2 separate regions of the Mus musculus genome follow, and region 1 is linked to region 2. The links are chromatin loops, found by intact Hi-C in ENCODE. Cell type or tissue: left cerebral cortex. All regions are shown on one strand. Links, peaks and the distances in the headings refer to the core of each region. The heading gives the core; the rest is flanking DNA.

The links. A loop is a pair of places that touch in the nucleus more often than their neighbours do. Peaks named below come from ENCODE experiments on the same cell type or tissue, not always from the same donor. Only the 100,000 strongest peaks of a DNase experiment are listed, where the experiment ranks them.
Region 1: a loop joins it to region 2, with 2.3 times the contacts of the local background. A loop is called at or near these places in 3 of 42 quality-filtered maps.

The regions. Positions count from the first base shown.
Region 1 is chr7:114,135,810-114,138,728 of GRCm38, reverse strand. No RefSeq gene overlaps it. Among named protein-coding and RNA genes, the nearest start is that of Rras2, 19 kb to the right of the region's middle. In left cerebral cortex, for the core only: no CTCF peak of the experiment used is centred there; DNase peaks (open chromatin) are centred at 492, 825, 908, 1,530 and 1 more place; H3K27ac peaks cover 1,109 bases.
Region 2 is chr7:114,077,476-114,080,394 of GRCm38, reverse strand. All of the region lies in intron 1 of Rras2 (related RAS viral (r-ras) oncogene 2), which reads left to right. Among named protein-coding and RNA genes, the nearest start is that of Rras2, 39 kb to the left of the region's middle. In left cerebral cortex, for the core only: a CTCF peak has its summit at 1,298 (motif pointing right); no DNase peak of the experiment used is centred there.

The sequences.
Region 1 (2,919 bases), core at 255-2,754, 58 kb before region 2:
CTAGGAGCTGAACCCTGGTCTTCTGCAAGAGCACTAAGTATTCTTGAAGGCTCAGCCATCTCTCCAGCCCCTGGAGCTTTCTTCTTAATTCAGATCCTTCCCTCAAGATTTTCTTTCTAGATGCAATTTTTTTTTTTTTTTTTTTTTTTTTTACACAAAACAGACTTGAAAGCTTCTCCCAAGCCCGCAGTTTCTCAGAATAACCAGCTTAAAATATGCCGATGGTGCACTATATTTGGGGATAGCATATTCTGGTCTCCTGCAGTCATCTTTTGGGGTGGCAAGTCCTGTGTCCCAGCACATTCTAGCACTCCATAGCTCTACTCTCTCTCCAGTGATACTGAGAGCTATTGGGAGCAAACCTTGTTTGTTCTCCATTGCTGTGGCACCTGCAGGAGGCTGACAGCCCATCTCAGGGCCTCTGGGGGTACAGGAGGGCCAGATTTCTATCACAGAGCATTTCCTTTCAGTTCTGTCCTGAAACAGTGTCATTCTGTGGGGACAGAAGCCAATGCACTAGAAAAGCATCCCAGGAACCGCCTACCTTACTGTGTTTCCAGTTCTCGCCAGCCAACCTAAATTCAACAGCTCCCGAGGGTCTGCCCTAGGCCCTGGAAGCTAGAGGTGTCAGCTTGTCATTGGAAGGAAGGAAGGAAGGAAGGAAAGAAGGAAGGAAGGAAGGAAGGAAGGAAGGAAGGAAGGAAGGACTTCCCCTCCTTGATCTGACTAGTTGCTCTTTTTTGAGTTTGCACATCTTTGAAGCAGCCGCCTTGTGAGATGTGTGAAAGGTGCGGCTGACAGTATAAAACCTAAGCTAGGTGTTATAGCCAGCTCAGTTTTCAGGGCTCAGTCCCCTAGGACTGCAGACACACCTCTCTAAAGAAATCTGTGACAAAAAGACAAAGGTATCAACACATTTCAGCCTCCGGGATGGAGGATCTAAGTTATATTCTGGGCCAGCAAGACAGCTCAGCCAGCTGAACACTTGCCGTGCAAGTCTGAAGACCTGAGTCCAATCCCTCAGGCGCATGTAAAGGTGGAAGAACAGAGACAGAGGCTACGGAGTTGCCCTCTGACCTCCTCCTGAGTACTGTGGCAGGGGTGCACCTTCCACCATATACACATTTATACAATAATAATAAATTAGGTAGAGTATTTTTCAATATCCTTCCCCTACCCCCAGAAAACTGGACGTAGTGGTGTATGCTATTAATCCCATCACTTGGGAGGTAAAAGCAGGAGAATCTCTTGAGTTTGAGGCCAGACTGGTCTACATAGTGAGTTCCAGGACAGTCCGAACTACCAGAAAAACTCTGTCTTCAAAAAAAACAATATATATTTCTTGTATATTGAACTTCACCCTCACTTTTCCTAGAATGGCTAATTCTCCTGTCTAGAATACCACTCGAGGGTTTTCAACGGCCAGTTGATAGATAGACAATTTGGCTCCCGCTTTGGCTGCATCATTAATAGTTGTTTAGAAGCACAAGTATTGTGAGCCTGCAGAAAAATATATGCACACATCTGGGTCTCCTCACAATGCCAGAATGTATTGGGTAACGGTACATTTATAAGCCACATTGTTACCAAGTAATCTGGATTTCTCTGGAGAGCTGCCTGTTAGCAGTTACTGGCTCTTTTATTCCAATCTTAGCTATGTATAGATCATACATTATAGTGTGTGTGTGTGTGTGTGTGTGTGTGTGTGTGTGTGTGTGTGTAAAACAGAATGGTTGCAAAAGGATGAAAGAGACCACAGAGTATGAGAGGTCCTACTGAAGACAGAGGCAGAGATCGAGCAGTGGTTAGGTATTAATGAACCCCATTTCAGGACTGCTAGGGGTGCACAGAACCCCTAGCTTTGGAAGCTCGTACAAGGCAAGTCATTGTAAAGGGCAGAGCAGTTCCTGACAGAGGTCTATGACAATGGGAACAGGCCAAGAAGTGGGGACTGCACTGGGCTGAAGCCCTACAGCTTGGAGTTTTGCACCTGTTATGAGATAAAATGACGGACTGGTGGGCCCGGCTCCACGCCATCGCCATCACAGTATTTCCCTCTGTTTATGGGATCCAAGTACGGTTGTTGAATCCTTTGTTTGGTGTGGCGGGTTCAATTCAAGGGCCTGACTTTCTGATATGACTTTAATATGTCCATTTATCCATGTGTACTCAAGTCTACCTCAGTGATTCTGCAAGTGGTTCCCTTGCGTGAGTAAGTTGTGTATCAGTCTGTGCCTCGTGGTTCACGCTGGGCAGGTGGTAGTGTCTGTGTGCACAAATAGGATGCAGAGTCATCTAGGACTAAAGGCTGCTTTCTAAGGTGGAGTCACCAAGGCAAGGCACAGCCTGAAGCCACCGGTCCACACACTAGTGAGTAACATGGGGCAGAGCACAACATGAACTCTATAATATATATCACATATGTGTGCACATAAACACACATACACACACACTCAGAGGCAAATACACACATATACAGAGGCAAACACACCCATAAATAAACAAACAAAAATAGCAAAACAAAGGAGAACACAGTATTAATATATCAATATTATACTACAATTGTATCCTACAATGTACTATAACTGGCTCTAATTTTAAGAAGACATTCTATTAAACAAGATAAAGGAGACATCAAAAGATGAATATTGTATGATTCTACTTACATGAAATGTCTGGAATAGGAACATTTGTAGACTTGGAAATAAGTTTAAACTAAGTAGAATAACATACACCTGTAATTCCAGTAATTGAGAGGTAGAGGCAGGAGGATGGCATGTTTGAGGCTATCCTGAGCTATATAGCAAGATCCAAACAAACAAAACAGACTGAAGGTAAAAGAATATGGGAAGTTTTCCTCAAAAATTAAAAGCGATTAAATGAGACAGGGTGTTTTTGTTTGTCTTCATACAGGGCATG
Region 2 (2,919 bases), core at 162-2,661:
TGCCATGTCTACCACTGACACCTGTTTATCTTTGCCAACTTTGTAAACTACTTTCTCCTTCTGACTGCCTGACTTTTTTCCTTAAAAACTTTTTATTACATGTGATTACTTAGCTGTGTGTGCAAGTACACACATAGGCCATAACATACTTGTGGCGGTTAGAGACAGCTCGCTATCGTCTAAGCTGATGGGTCTCTCCTTCCACCACATGGGTTTAGAGAGTCAATCATGGCTCCTCAGGTTTGGCGGCTGGCACCTTTACCAGCTGAGCCATTTCCATCTCCTGGCTACCATTTTCTTTGTTCTTTTCCAACAATTTTTCAATTTTCATCACCCCGCCCCCATGGGCATTTTCCCCACCCTCCAGTCCTGGACACCACCCCTACTTCCCTCTGTCTGATCGTCTGATCCTAGGACCTTGCTTCCAGTGTTATGCTTCCCTCCATTATGCCGCGAAACAGACATGCAGGAAGTGTGACAACAGAGCATGGGTCCCTCTTAGTTCTCAGTCTTCTCCCTCCTGCTGCCTGGGGAGGCTCCATAGATGAGAGTGCCATTCTTCCAGTTAGCGGTGAAGTCCTCGTACCATCAAGTCCCTCTGACAGACCCTGAGTCAACATCCGATTTGTCACCTACTGGCCTCTCCACACACAGATCTGGCTACTTCTTGTCGCTGGTACAGCCACCATCCCAGGGCAAACCATTGCTCTTCATGATTTATCAAAAGTTTCTCAGGTAGGTGCCAGCTTCAAATGCCAGTGGTTTCACTCTTTGAATACATTCCAGAGTCCTCACTGTGGCCCACAGGAGGAGCCTGCCTCCTAGTGACCTCAGGGGCTAGTCTTGCTTTCTATGTGGCCACTTCCTGTTGCTCCTCCAGCCCCACAGGGTTTCACTGTTAGTTCCCCCTGGATCTTCTCTTTAGAAGCTGCATGGCTCTCGCCTTCTCGCCATCTCCGCTTCTCTCATCTGTGTCATGATCAGTGAAGTCTTCTTTGGTCATTGTGTTCTGTTCTCCTGTCCACATGACACTGACAGTCTCCTTTTTTTCTTCAGAGTCCACATCCCTATTGATTTATTTATCAATGTTTATTTGTTGATGGAGGTCCTTCTGAGAACTTGTAAGCGGGGTGAGAAGCCAGGCTTTGAACCCCAGCTCAAGTACAGTGTGTTTGGCAGGTATAGCTTCCTTATTGGTAAGAGCTGGTGACTCTGACAGATTCACATAAAGTTTTGTTTTGTTTTAAATTAATTTTATGTGAGTACACTGTTGCTATCTTCAGACACACCAGAAGAGGGCATCAGATCCCATTACAGATAGTTGTGAGTCACTATGTGGTTTCTGGGAATTGAACTCAGGACCTCTGGAAGAACAGTAGAGTTTTTTTTTGTTTTTTGTTTTGTTTTTGTTTTTGTTTTTTGTTTACATGAGCTCCTGGTTTTATATCTACAGACTTTTCTCTGTTCTAGAAGAGTTAGGAAAAGAAATTGGGATTTAGGACATTGGATAGGTGGCAAAGGTTACAGCTCTGTGTGAGTTGGCCATCTACCTGCAGATAAAGCAGCCTTCCTTCCTTTCTATGTGTGGAAGGGACAAGAGCCAAGTTTTGAATTTATATTTTGAGCCAAGCCAATATAGCAAGTATGTTACAATATGGACTTTTCAAATATGAATGGCTATATGCATTTTAATGGTAAGGAAATTAAGTTTCAAAAGATGAAGAAACATTCTCTGAGGGAGGGGACGGGAGGGGGAGGGGAGGGGAGGGGGGATTTTTGGGATAACATTGGAAATGTAAATGAAGAAAATACCTAATAAAAAAATGGAAGGAAAAAAAAAAAAAAGAAAGAAACATTCTCCTGGCCATGTAGCTTTTGAGTGAGATGACCTGGTCTGATGACCCAGTGGAGGCTGTACTCCTTCCAGTATTTACTGTGCAAAACCTAGAGAGGGGTGCATGGTATTGCAAGGCTAGAGAATTTTCCCATGTTGCATTTCAGTCTTTATTACAAACTTTGGCGAGTAATTATCATTTTAACTTTGCAAGCAATTAACCTTGGTGTATCTATAGGGATCTGGGGTTGACTGTAAACCCTACAGCTAAGACATAGCAGAGATTCAACTTGTAGCAAAACTTTTCTTAAAACCTAACATTATTTTTGACACATTGTATTAGCTAAATACATCACAGTACCATAGAGGTAGGCAAAACCTTGATCAGAAAGAACAAATTCTTCTCTTACAGCTAAAAGCAAAGAGAGGGACTGGATCTAGCTTTTGTTGAGTTTAATGTATCTGGGTCTTTCAAAACCCTTGTTTCTCTTTTCAAAAGAGAAACAAATTTCAAAAACTTGAAGTATTTCCTCCTACTCATATCTCTAGAAACTCAGTTCTTTCCTTGTGTAGTAGAAGTTGATTACTTACTTTATATATTTCTAGAAACATTTAATGCACATAGAGCAAATATATAAAGTGAGCACCTATGATGAGGATTACGATGATTAGTACACAGAGTTATTCTGACTTGTTTTGCTTTGTGATATGGATGCTACATGCAGGGCCTTCTGAGTGCTAGGCAAACCTCCACCCTTCACATACCTACCCAGCCCTGAGTAAGGGCTATATTGATACTGAAAGAACCGAAAGATAATTCAATAATGAATGAAGACCTTGAATGTGTTGGTTTTTCACAGATAAACATGCATTCCTAATATAGATTTCTTGAAGTAAACTTGTTGGGTCAAAGTTTATCTGTTTTTTATATATGTGTATGAATGTGCGTGTGTGCGTATATGTGTGTTTGTGTGTGTGTGTGAAATTAATTTTCCTGTGCTAGTGATGGAACCCAAGTAGTGTGCTTGGTGAGTTCTCAACGGTTTACCCATACCCCTGGCCCTTGTGGTTTTTTAAAGCCTTGA